Regions from separate parts of the Homo sapiens genome. Here region 1 is linked to region 2. A link is a contact called in ENCODE Hi-C data. All regions are on one chromosome and are shown on one strand. Each heading gives the region's core, a stretch centred on a gene start or an enhancer-like site at or near the end of the contact. The rest is flanking DNA. Distances are from core to core; before and after follow the strand shown. Region 1 overlaps MB21D2 (Mab-21 domain containing 2). Region 2 holds the start of OSTN-AS1 (OSTN antisense RNA 1).

Region 1 (6,500 bases), core at 1,627-4,126, 1.7 Mb before region 2:
CTGGTCTTAGAGCTTAGGAGGATTTAGGGTGTTGTAATAGGATTCAAAGAATTAGAGAGGAGTTAAGCTAGTGGGAATCTTTCTGAGATCAGCTCATCCACCCCATCATTTTACTGATGGAGAAACTTAACCCCTAGTGAACAGTGACTTGCTCAAGGTCAAACAGTGATGGTAGTGATGAGAATGATGAAATTGAGAAACTCTTCCTCACTGTTGGCTAGGCGATGTTCCAAGTACTTAGAATTATTAATCCATTTAATCCTCACAACAGTCCTGTAAGGAGAGTACTGTTACCTGTCCGCACTTTATAGATAAGAAACCTAAAGCCAGGAAATCACCTTGCTCAAGCTAGTGATAGAGGCTGGATTCAGACATCGGCAGTCTGGCTCCTTCCCTCTTTGCACCTTCACAAAACTGACTACGCCGGGCTCTATGTGGTTGCTGGTATACAAACGTGGGGTGGTGCCACACACTGAGCAAAAGAACAGAAGTGAGGGGGTAGTGGGCAGAGTGGAAAAGATAATGGTTTTGATCTCCTGAAAGCCGGTTGCTAATTTACGGTTCTGATTCCTGGTCCAGAGCCCTTTTCACTCTATCAGTTGGCCTTCCTTGGCAGCTCCCAGGACAAACATTCTTTTGATGCTTGTGATTTTGTTTATTGAAAAGTCCTGGATGAAATCTCATCCTATCTACAGCCTCCTTTTGAAAGTAAGAAGGTGCGTCCCAGCTAATTGATTGATTTAAAGAGGTATAAAGGCCAATTGGGCCCTTGACACTAAGTAAATTAGGGCAGCCTTACGAAGATGCAGGCTTTCCCCCCACACTCCCCCAATGGGTTTAATTTCAGATTTAGAACATTTAATTAGGACATAGTTAATGTAGTCTATCATTGTGGGGATAATGGGGGAGCAGATCTATTTTTCAGGGAAAGGCAGATGCCAAATGTATTTTTAGGAAGTTGACTTTGAGGTCACAATTTATAAATTGAGTTGGGTTTTATGTGAACTAAGGGATTGGCCTCTTTAGTGCTGTGAGTGACCCTTATAGTGACTAAAAAGTGACTAATGATTTGTTAATATGAATAACCCTTCCAGCTTTCCTGCTTTCCGAGGGCATATGTTTGTACCTTGACTTGTTTTAAAGCATTGAAGCATATTCATTGGATGAGATACAATTGTTGTTGGGGTGAAATAACTGCTTGAGATCCTGGTGCTCATGATGCAGAGGAATGGAATTGAAATTCTCAGAGAAGCCCCATTCCCAACCTACTTACTCAAGGCTTTCTGGCAATAAAGTCTTTTTTTTTTTTTTTTTTTTTGAATTTTTAGTAGAGACGGGGTTTCACCTTGTTAGCCAGGATGGTCTTGATCTCCTGACCTCGTGATCTGCCCGCCTCGGCCTCCCAAAGTGCTGGGATTGAAGGCATGAGCCACCGCTCCCGGCCGCAATAAAGTCTCAACAGGAATGGAAACATTCATTTCTCTATGGAATAGTGAACTATCTGGACAATGTAGAACCTCATAGGAAACAATTTAAAAATCTCTGTTTCTTGGGGAAGAGGATTGATGGGAAATGATCCACCTAATGTCTCTGTGTCATCCAAGACCAACCAACCCTGGCTCCATCCTCTCTGCCATCTCGGGCCGTTCACCTGGGTATTATCTCTGCCTTCTCCATCTGTAGTTATTTTTCAGTACTGTTTCCTTCCTGAAGCATTCATACATCCATCCTTCATCAGTTTCTTCAACAGAGGCCTTGGAGACCTTTGTGCAACAAGTCTTTTTTTTTTTTGAGACAGAGTCTCGCTCTGTCACCCAGGCTGGAGTGCAGTGGCGCGATCTCAGCTCACCATAGCCTCTGCCTCCGGGGTTCAAGTGATTCTCCTGCCTCAGCCTCCCGAGTAGGTGGGACTACAGGCGGGCGCCGCCATACCTGGCTAATTTTTGTATTTTTAGTAGAGACAGGGTTTCACCATGTTGGCCAGGCTTGTCTCGAACTCCTGACCTCGTGCTCTGCTCGCCTCGGCCTCCTAAAGTGCTGGGATTACAGGCGTGAGCCACCGCGCCCGGCCTGTGCAACAAGTCTTCTATGGGGCCATAGGAATACAATAGGGAGCAAATCTTCATGTTACTTATACAGTCTTAGGAGATGGGCAAAGAAAAAAAAAAGAAGCTTTACAGATTATGATCAATACCCTAAACGAAAAAACCAGCCAAACCAGAACATGGTGCTGTGACTTGGCATTCTTCTCCAACTTGACCCTGTTGACCATTCTTGTCCCTTTTAAATGCTTTCCTCCCTTGGCTTTCATGACAACGTATTCTTTTTGATTTTCTCCTTTTTCTCCATCCCTGTGTAAAGGATGGATTTGTCCAACCCTTGGTGACTGCTTTTCTCTTTTCTCCCCTCAACACTTTCTGTGATTTTTTTTTTTTTTTTTTTTTTTTGAGACAGAGTCTTGCTCTGTCACCCAGGCTGGAGTGCAGTGACAGTGATCTTGGCTCACTGCAAGCTCCGCCTCCCGGGTTCACACCATTCTCCTGCTTCAGCCTCCTGAGTAGCTGGGACTACAGGCGCCCGCCACGACGCCTGGCTAATTTTTTGTATTTTTAGTAGAGACGGGGTTTCACTGTGTTAGCCAGGATGGTCTCGATCTCCTGACCTCGTGATCCGCCCGCCTCAGCCTCCCAAAGTGCTGGGATTACAGGCGTGAGCCACTGTGCCTGGCCTCTGTAATCTATCTTAAAGTGCCAGTCTCTGTCTCCCAAGCCTGTGTTCCAGCTCAGACCTCTTGACTGCCTCTTTGACAATTCTACTTGGATGACTCAAAGGTGACATAAGGTCAGTGTTTAAAGTGAATTTATCTGTGCCCCAAACCTGCTTCTTCTCAGTCAGCCACACTACCACACACGAGGTGCCCAAGACACTAACTTGGCAGCCATCCTGGGCTTCTCCCTACCCCAGAGCTGAAGAGGAAATGAGGCCTGTCAATTCTGCTACCTTTTTTGGACTATGTTTTCTTCTCTCCATTCCGTCACCATAGGCCAGGCCACTACCATCTGTCTCATGGATTGTTGTAATAATCTCACTGGGATTTTGCTTCCAGTCTTGCATCCTTTCAAGCCCTTCTCCATGCTGAGTCATCCTTTAAGTACGCCTGAACCCATTATGGGCATCCCATTCTCTTTTATTTATTTATTTATTTTTGAGAGTCTTGCTCTGTCACCCAGGCTGGAGTGCAGTGGCGTGATCTCGGTTCCCTGCAACCTCCACTTCCTGGGTTCAAGTGATTCTCCTGCCTCAGCCTCCCAAGTAGCTGGGATTACAGGCGTCCGCCACCATGCCTGGCTAATTATTGTATTTTTAGTAGAGACGGGGTTTCACCATGTTAGTCAGGCTGGTCTCGAACTCCTGACCTCAAGTGATCCGCCCACCTCAGCTTCCCAAAGTGCTGGGATTATAGGCATGAGCCACCGCGCCTGGCTGTTCAAACTCCTTAGCCTGTTCTACAAGGTTCTTGGAAACCCAGCTCCAGCCCACATCTCTAGCTTCCTCTCCTATAACCACTTCCGTTTTACCATGTATTTCTTGTATGCCTGCTATGAGATAGGCACCATGTGAGGTACTGGCCTTGCATTATATGTTAAGGTAAAGACACAAACATTCTGAACATGTTTAGAGGGCCTCAGTGCTCTTTTTCCTGTTGCCTCTTCATCCACACACTGAACTCTCAGAAGCTCTTACTCTCATTTCAACCACGTTGGCCTTTCAGTTCTTTGAAAATAGCACATCCTCCTGCCCACAGAGGCCTTTGATGGAAAGCCCCATCTCTCTCATCCCACTTAACTCTTACTGATCCGTGAGATCTCAGCTCTGTCAAATCTCCACTTCTTGGGGAGGCCTTTTGGGCCAGCCTAGAACAGGTCAAATTTTTCCCTGGCCTTCTAGCGTCACAGGTTTCTTAGTTGCACCAGTCGGTTATGAATTTGCAATTGTTTGTGCTTAATGTCTGGTATTTTACACTGCCATAGAAACTCAATGATGGCCTTTTGTGTATCTGTTTCTGTCTTTTTTTTAATTGCCTGAAAAGCAGATCAACAAATATTGCTGGTATCGTTGGCTATTTTACCTTCGTTCTTGAACTTGGGCAATTGGGTGGTTCACCATTCATGATGAGGCACTAAGATGGCTGTGTGTGTTCTGAGCTTTAAGTATATACCTTGATGTGTTTTGGGAACTTATCTTTCCTTCCTAGTCTCCCACCTCTTTGTAGCATATAATCATGAAATTATAAGACTGACATCTTTTGAAATTGTCTAGTCCAGTTATTCCCAACCTTTTCTAAATATGAGAATTTCTTTTTTCTCAATTAAGAAAAGTATGAGATAGTGATGCACACCTGTAGTCCCAGCTGCTTGGGAGGTTGAGGCAGGAGGATGCTTAAGTTTAGGAGTTTAAGACCAGCCTGGGCAATATAGTGAGATCCCATCTCCAAAAAAAAAAAAAATACGTGAGATTCATGTGTTTTTGGTTGTATTTTTGCTGTCAGTTTTTTTTTTTGAAAAATAAATAGTTATAAAATGCTACTGTGAATTTAATTATGCAAATTACTTTAAATTTTATCTTAATAGCATCTACATATACTTAAAAAGTAGTAGTATATTTGCATGAGAGATAATACTATAGCACCAATACCTCCATGCCCATGTGGTCTCTCAGTCAGGAACCAGCTATTAGTATTGGTCCTTTATTTTTAAAATTTTTTTTTTTATTGAGACAGGGTCTTGCTCTGTCACCCAGGCTGGAGTGCATGATCACAGCTCCTGGGCTCAAGTGCTTCTCCCACCTCCACCTCCCCAGTAGCTGGGACTACATGCCCTCTCAGCTAATTTTTGTATTTTTAGTAGAGATGGAGTTTCACCATGTTAGCCAGGCTGGTCTTGAACTCCTGGGCTCAAGTGATCCTCCTGCCTTGGCCTCTCAAAGTGCTGGGTTTACAGGTGTGAGCCACCATGCCCGGCCTTTGGTTTTTTATTTTACATACGTCAGATTTGGAACTGGTTGCCTGTGGGCTCATTCCACCCCTCCCCCATATGTGTTTGATCTGACCAACATGCTGTTTTTAAAATTTTGGAGCAAATATTTAAAAGCTGGGAGATTTTCTTGAAAAATGAGAAGAACTAGACGTGATTTCCTATATGGCCATAATCACCCGGACTGAATAGCAGCTGCCTCCTCTAGATGTGCCACATTTTCTTCAGTTTGTCACAGTCCTCACTAATCTCTATCTTATGGCAAGTTACTGGTAAAATGGGAACTCAAAACCTAATGACCTAACCCTTGGTTAGTGGGGCCTCCTGTCAGTCTCCACAGAGGCTTGTGAGCAGGAGCCCTGGGGTCAGGAGTCAGGAAACCTGGGTCTTTGTCTTCCACTGTTGCTCATTGGTTTGATGACCTTGAACAAGCTATGCAACCGTTCTGTTTGTTGCATAGTTTGTTGCATCAAACTAGCCTCTCTGACTAGTTTGACGACTTTGAACAAGCTATGCAACCTTTGTCACCTGTTACCACATTCTAATAAATACCTCATGGATCCCACGAGGTTGTTTGATCTACCGAGGGAAAATTGTTTGCTACAAGTTGCAGAACTTGTTTGCTATTAATTTCCCCGTTTTCTCTTTCCTTGTCTCTCTTCTCCTCCTTCCATAGAGGAATTTATGTCTTGTTTCACCTTGATGGTTCATTTTAGAAATCTGAGAAGGGAACCATAGGTTTTCCCTCACTTTCTCGCCTGCCGTTTCTTCCGCAGGTTGTGTCTGGAGGCAGCTCTGCTCCTTTCATCCCATGCTCTTTGCTCCTCCTAGGGGGTCCCACAGCCATAAGCAAGCTCCTGCAGTGACACCCAAGACACACCAACGCTGGAACTTTTTTCTCTGAATATCAGAGTTCTAGCTGGATTATTGCCTGTTGAGATACTCAGTAACTAGCCAATGATGGTAATTATTTTGGTGTTGCTAATATCCATGAACTGCTAACAAGATACTGGGCCAGTAGGGGAAGACTTAGTTTCCAGTGGCAATGTCTTTGTAGGCAAAATTTGTGGTTCTGTGTTAAGTTTTCATTGTCTGAGATGAACAATACCAGTGCTTTTGTCCTTGTGGATCTGGAAGGGAGGGTAGGCATCAGTGCCACAGAAGAAGTAAATATGAAGGAAAGTTGGGTGTGGTGGCATGCACCTGTTGTTCCAGCTTCTTTGAGGCTGAGGTGGGTGGATCACTTGTGGCCCAGAGGTCGAAGTTGCAGTGTACTATGACTGCACAACAGGGGACAACATAGAAAGACCTCATCTCTGAAACAAAAAAAGGCGAAGGACGCTGGGTTGTGTGGTGTAGTGGGAAGAAAGAACGTGGACTTTGGAGTCAGGCAGACCTACCTGTTACAGCTTGTGTGGGACAGCTTGTGTGGGACAGCTTGTGTGACCTTGGGCAAACTATCCTTTC
Region 2 (6,575 bases), core at 1,155-3,654:
AAGTCACGGCCTTGGAGTTAAACAATCTGGCATGTAATTTATATCAACATAATCTCAGGGAAATCATTTTATCTCTCCGAAAACATAATAAAATGTGGATCCTAATGTCAGAGGCATTTGAACCAGAGTGACTCCATCTTGAATAGGGGCTGGGTAAAAAGAGGCTAAGACTTGCTGGACTGCATTCCCAGAAGGTCAGGCATTTTAGTCAGAGGATGTTTACAGTTAAGAAAACAAGTTAATAATGTTTATGGAAGAGATCCAGGACTTAGCAGGTCCAGAAAATATCCTGATGTCACGATATCTTAAGAACAAAAGTATTCTTAGTTTAAGAGTAAGTTTCACTTTAAAGATAATAATATAAATTATTGTGGAAGACAGTAGTTATACAAAGATTAACAATCCTTTGTCCCAAGCCCTTGTAGTAGCGCACATCTCCCCAAGGATTGTTTTTTTTTTTGCGTTATTATCTTATATATAAACAAGCATTATACCTAAAATGGACGCATTCCTCCTCTTGCTTTTGGGCCCTACTCTCTATGGAGTAGGCATTTTTTTGTTTCTTCATTTCTGTAATAAAATTGCTTTCACTTTACTCTGTGGACTTGCCTTAAATTCTTTCTTGTGTGACATCCAAGAACCCTCTCTTGGGGTCTGGTTCGGGACCCCTTTCTGGTAACAATACCTCCTTCTTAGTGTGTGATAGAGATTTTTAAAAAAGAATGTACCAGAATATTAAAATGGGATGCTTTCTATCTCAGTTTTTGGCTGTGGCTTTAAAAGGCTGAGTAAAAAAGAGACAGAAAGAGAGAAAGTATGTGGGAAGTATTTCGTTTTGCATTCCAAAGTGAGGTGCTAGACTTATGTAGTACTTCCAAAGGAGGTTGCTACAAACTTAGTTTTTTCCAACTTCAATCCAATAAAAGGATTCATATTGAATAGCTCAGGAAGGGAGAATTTCTTGGGAGCAAGTTATTGAAAAACAATGGCATTTTCCTTCCTCCTTCATATGGGGAAAGGGCTTTGAGAAAAACACTTCGAGTTTAAAATATGTCCATTGAAGCATGGTGAACCTAATAAAATAGTGTCTATGAAATCTAAAGGGCAAGAAGCTGTGAGAATTGGCTTGATACCAGACTGAAGAGATGACTGCACCAAGAACTGCTTCACTTTCAGTAATGAGAGTCAAGGATGTGGGTTTTCTGTGGGCAGATGTAGAGCATGTGGAGAGAGTCAGCCTGGGTCAATTATAAAAGGGACCTTGCCCCAAGGGCTTTCTGTCAGGGCTGATGGGGGAAGCAAACTCATCAGGATGCTGATGGTGGTGTCAAATGCAGAAGATGAGAGAGTAGGGTGAGGATGAGGGGCATAGCAGATCTGCCAGAAGAGGAGTATTATTGGAGGTAAGGACGCCTATGTTACTATTCGCACTGGGGGTTATGTGACCCCCAGAAACATTCCAAGATGAGTCAGCTTTGAGCATTCACCAAAGCCATGAGGGCACAAAGACAGGTCATGATATTATGTCAAGTAAGACTTTGTTTTACTTCTCTGCATGCATCTCCATCCCCAGTTCTGGAGGAGACAAAAGGCAGCCTACTGTGATAGGGGAGATTGTGAATATAAACTGGCCACAAGCTCCTTCCCACTGAAGCCTTCCAGGATGAATGGGGTCCAAGCTAGGGAAAAGAGAAGCTTTATTAGTATTCATGGTTTGGGGTCACATATAAGAATGGTTATTTGAATTACTGTTATATGGTTATTTTTCTAGTACAAGTAACCATAGGGATTCTTATTATTTTGATGTGGCCAGTAGAGCCATTAATACCTGCCTTTGGGTTTACTCAAGGGGTAGGGAACAACAACTACCACTGAGTGGGTTGGAATGCATGGGGATGGGAGGAAAAGCTGTTTTTTCTGATTATGACTTATGGAGTTTTTCTCTTTCAATTAGGTGGTATAATAACAATATTCTGGAGCAAAGTGTTTCTTGACCTAAATCTACAGAATGTGTATAATTTTGCTGGCTATCTTCCCTCTGCTCTCAGATGTATGCTGCCTTTTCTCACCCTACTTTCAGTCCTAGGAGGCTGATCTTTTTGGAACATATAAATGTTCCTGTGCCCTCTGGCTTTGGTGTGGATCAAGCAATAGATAATTTGGGGAAGACAGAATAGAGGAAGAGGAGGAGAGAGGTCAGGATAATTTTCTCCTGGCCACTCCTTGCAAGACCTCTTCCCGGGAGTATGCTCCTGAAGAAAAGTCACTACTTTTCTTTTCTTTTTGTGCTTTGCTTTTTTTTTTTTTTTTTTCAGATGGTGTCCCGTTCTGTTGCCCAGGCTGGAGTGCAATGGCGTGATCTTGGCTCACTGCAACCTCTGCCTCCCGGGTTCAAGCGATTCTCCTGCCTCAGCTTCCCAAGGAGCTGGGATTACAGGCGCGTGCCACCACACCCAGCTAATTTTTATATTTTTAGTAGAGACGGGGTTTCGCTTTGCTGGCCAGGCTGGTGACAAACTCCTACCCTCAGGCGATCCACCTGCCTCGGCCTCCCAAAGTGCTGAGATTACAGGCATGAGCCACTGCACCCGGCCAAGTCACTACTTTTCTCAAGGCATCTGAAACTCTGTGACTCTCTGACTTTTGGAAACCTCTTCCTTTCTTGTCTTTTCAGGCCACCGTGGGCTGCTGTGCCATCCATTATAATCTACCTGTACCCAGAGTTTTGTAAATAGTCTTCCTTTGAAAAAACCCTCCTCAAATTTTCCTATTTCAAAGGTGACACCTATTTCTTGTTGGAACCCTAACCCAATAGCATTTCTTGCTTTACTGACCTAAAATATTAAATGGGAGAATTAAAGCAATAAGAGTTGTACAAATATTTAATAGTAATTGAATTCAAATATAGAGCACTATTATTGTTATTATTTGCAAGACATTTTTAGTGTTGTGTGAAGGAGTGAGAGAAACCATTATTTAGAAAAATTCTAGGCCAATCATCAATTTTTTTTTTTTTGAGATGGAGTTTCGCTCTTGTGACCCATGCTGGAGTGTAATGGTGTGATCTCAGCTAACTGCAACCTCCGCCTCCTGGGCTCAAGTGATTCTCCTGCCTCAGCCCCCAAGTAGCTAGGATCACAGGCATGCGCCGCCACACCCAGCAAATTTTGTATTTTTAGTAGAGATGGTGTTTCACCATGTTGGTCATGCTGGTCTCAAACTCCCAACCTCAGATGATCTGCCTGCCTCGGCCTCCCAAAGTGCTGGGATTAAGGGCATGAGCCACAGTGCCTGGCCGTCAATATCTTCTAATGTTAAAGAGTCAGTCAGATAGTAGATACTATTCTTCCAGAAAAAAGTCAGGGCGTGGTAGCTCATGCCTGTAATCCTAGCACTTTGGAAGGTTGAGGCAGGCAGATCACTTGAGATCAGGAGTCCCAGCTACTTGGTAGGCTGAGGCAGGAGAATCGCTAGAACCCGGGATGTGGAGGTTGCAGTGAGCTGAGATTTTGCCACTGCACTCCAGCTTGGGTGACAGAGCAAGACTCTGTCTCAAAAAACGAAAAAAAGAAAACAGAAATAAAATGGTAACTTCAGACTTTAAACAAGTGAATGGAAATGAGAAAAATATTTTGGGCTTCAAAGTATAGTTGAGTTAGTGTTGCCCGGAGAATTGAAGTAATTTGCACATGAATCAGAAAATGAAGCTAGTGTCCTATTCAGGTAAAAATGTGTTAAGCAATACAAAATAGGAAACAACAGGTGGTTCTTTATTTCAAGTTAATATGACCTGATATAGGGTTTTCCCTGTTTAGCTTTTTATATTTGTTTCTTTTCATTTTTGTTTTCCCTAGCTTTCATGAATTTTTTTGTTTCCATCTCCTGGTGGACCTTTTTGAAAGTAGAGTTAATTTCCTTTTTCTTTTCTGATATTTTATAGTAATATAGAATTAAATAATATGTTTTGTACCCTGGTGACTCAGAGTTTTAAAATCTGGGATTATGGAGCAATATAATTCAGGGGCCTATACGTGTAGATGGGAAAGGGTTACATCTTTAGTTCCATTAACCTGTAAATGAAAGATAGCATTTATGACCGAACGCAGTGGCTCACACCAGTAATCCCAGCACTCTGAAAGGCAGAGGTGGGCAGATCACTTGAGGCCAGGAGCTCGAGACCAGGCTGGCCAACATGGAGAAACACAGTCCCTACTAAAAATACAAAAATTAGCCAGGTGTGGTGGCAGGCACCTATAATCCCATGCCTATAATCCCAGCTACTTGGGAGGCTGAGGCAGGAGAATCACTTGAAACTGGGAGGTGGAGGGAGCAGTGAGCCGAGATCTCACCATTGCACTCCAGCCTGGGCAACAAGAGCAAAACTGCGTCTCAAAAAAAAAAAAAAATGATTTAGTCACTGCCCTTCAGCCTAGGCAACAGAGTGAGACTCCATCTCAAAAAATAAAAATAAAAATAAACATAATTTTATATATATATATATAGCATTTACTTTATGAATATAGAAAAAAATAATAGTAATAGTTGTGTCTGAACATTGTTACTCATATAAATCACAAATACTTTCAAAGCACATTTTAATTATCACAGATGCTTTGAAATGGTTATGTTCTGCACTAGTTACAACAATTTTTTTTTTTTTTTTTTTTTTTTTTTTTTAGACAGAGTCTCCCTCTGTCACCCAGGCTGGAGTGCTGTGGCACAATCTTGGCTCACTGAAACCTCCGCCTCCCACGTGTTCAAGCGATTCTCATGCCTCAGCCTCCCGAGTAGCTGGGATTACAGTTGAGTGCCACCACGCCTGGCTGATTTTTGTATTTTCAGTAGAGACGGGATTTCACCACGTTGGCCAGGCTGGTCACGAACTCCTAACCTCAGGTGCTCTGCCTGCCTCGGCCTCCCCAAGTGCTGGAATTACAGGCATGAGCCACCGCACCCAGCCACAGCTATTGTTTGCAGACATATCTTTACATCTTATTTTAGGTATTAATAAATATAATATTTAAAATATTTTATGTATATGTTTTATTGCAAATTAATTAAAAAATTGTTTTTGATAATTCTGTTTCTAAACAGTGGCTAACCTTTGAACTCATAAATTCTATCACTCTAAAAACAATACTCTGAGAAGGGGTTCATAGGTTTCCCCAAATTGCCATAGTGACATATGACACAAAGTTTATGAATCCCTGAATTAAGTGATGTATGTGATCTTTAAGCACAGAGTATGGAAAATGGATCTCAGATGTATTACCTTCTCTTAGTAAGTATGGGAAGATAGAGAATGTGTGCCTGATAAGGGGAAAAACATGAGGGCATATACATGAAAATCGCAGACATTTATAAGAAACTCATGAAGTTTTTGTGCACACTCATGCGTATAACACTAACAAATAATTCCTGGTCTTGTGAAAGATCTAACAACACATAAGGAAGCAGTAAAATTCTTGTCTCATAGAATTTGAAAAAATAGCAGTAAATAACCCTCAGTACAGCTCTCCTAAGCAAAATTATTATAATTTTTATAAAATTTTATTTTTATGAAAAGTTTGCAAAATTGCAAGCTATACATTCTTGTTACTAAATACGTCACATTTTAGTCTTGTGGTTTATATATATGTGATATATATATATATGTGTGATTTTTTTAATGACGCTGAAGCCTTGGTAACAGATGACAGAAAATTTTAACACTGTATTATGTTTGAAGTATCATTACACCTCAAAATAAGTCTGAAATTGTTTTTAACTAAAACTCAGAAATGTCTATAGAAATATTTTATGCAATAACTATTATTTGTCTTTCATTGTTTTCTACTTCTGGAATATACAAAACAAGTTTCAGATTTGCTTTCAGAACAAAAAGAGGAATTCCTGTATTTAAAAAAATGCTGCCAAAAAATCTCAGAGGAAGTGTCCTTGGAATTTAACTTGAATGCATAAATTATCAACTATAAAAAATAAAAATATAGAAGACTAAAGAGTATGCATTCGGAGGGATTCTCAACTTCCGAAGCCCGTAGATGAGCTTCTGTGCAAATGCCTCATGCTCCTTAACACTGCCAAACTTCTCGAAATAGTTGGAGGTGAAGGTAAAGGAGAGAAAAAAGGAAAAGAAATAGTTCATTTTTAATTTCCTAGGGTCATCAATTATTTTACTAAATTCTTTTCTTGCTTTATACAGCATTGGATGAAACCTTTGCAATCTAGCTCCAGGGATGTTGATTAACGTTATATGGGTTCTGCACTGCACGTTCCAGAGGGCAGCAATATGAATGGTTGCAGAATGCAACATTCCTTTGTGACCCCAACTCTCCTTCCCAATTTCATTTCTTGTCCCATTTCTTATTCTTATCACCTGATAGTGAGTTCTCATGCTACTTAGCCCTTTTAAGAATGTGTCTTTTTTTTTTTTTTTTTTTTTTTTTGAGACGGAGTCTTGCTCTGGCACCAGACTGGAGTGCAGTGGCCCGATCTCAGCTCACTGCAACCTCCACCTCCCACGTTCAAGCGATTTCCCTGCCTCAGCCTCCTGAGTAGCTGGGGCTACAGGCGCC

Evidence for each region. Hi-C counts contacts between places; a loop is a spot of excess contacts on that map. Pooled maps may share reads with other maps.
Region 1: a pooled map shows a loop between it and region 2 (5-fold over the local background). The contact joins the enhancer-like site here to the promoter of OSTN-AS1 in region 2. A Hi-C loop is called at or near these places in 2 of 37 single-sample maps with no recorded cell type and 3 of 50 pooled maps.

The regions. Positions count from the first base shown.
Region 1 is chr3:192,896,232-192,902,731 of GRCh38, reverse strand. The region is part of intron 1 of MB21D2 (Mab-21 domain containing 2); the gene reads left to right. Among named protein-coding and RNA genes, the nearest start is that of MB21D2, 18 kb to the left of the region's middle. Within about 2 kb of position 2,876, at least 5 of the 41 ENCODE cell types and tissues checked have a DNase peak (open chromatin) inside an H3K27ac peak, as active enhancers do.
Region 2 is chr3:191,230,434-191,237,008 of GRCh38, reverse strand. It overlaps OSTN-AS1 (OSTN antisense RNA 1), which reads left to right and starts at 2,404. Exons shown (of 6, transcript NR_133663.1): 1 at 2,404-2,437. All of the region lies in intron 3 of OSTN (osteocrin), which reads right to left.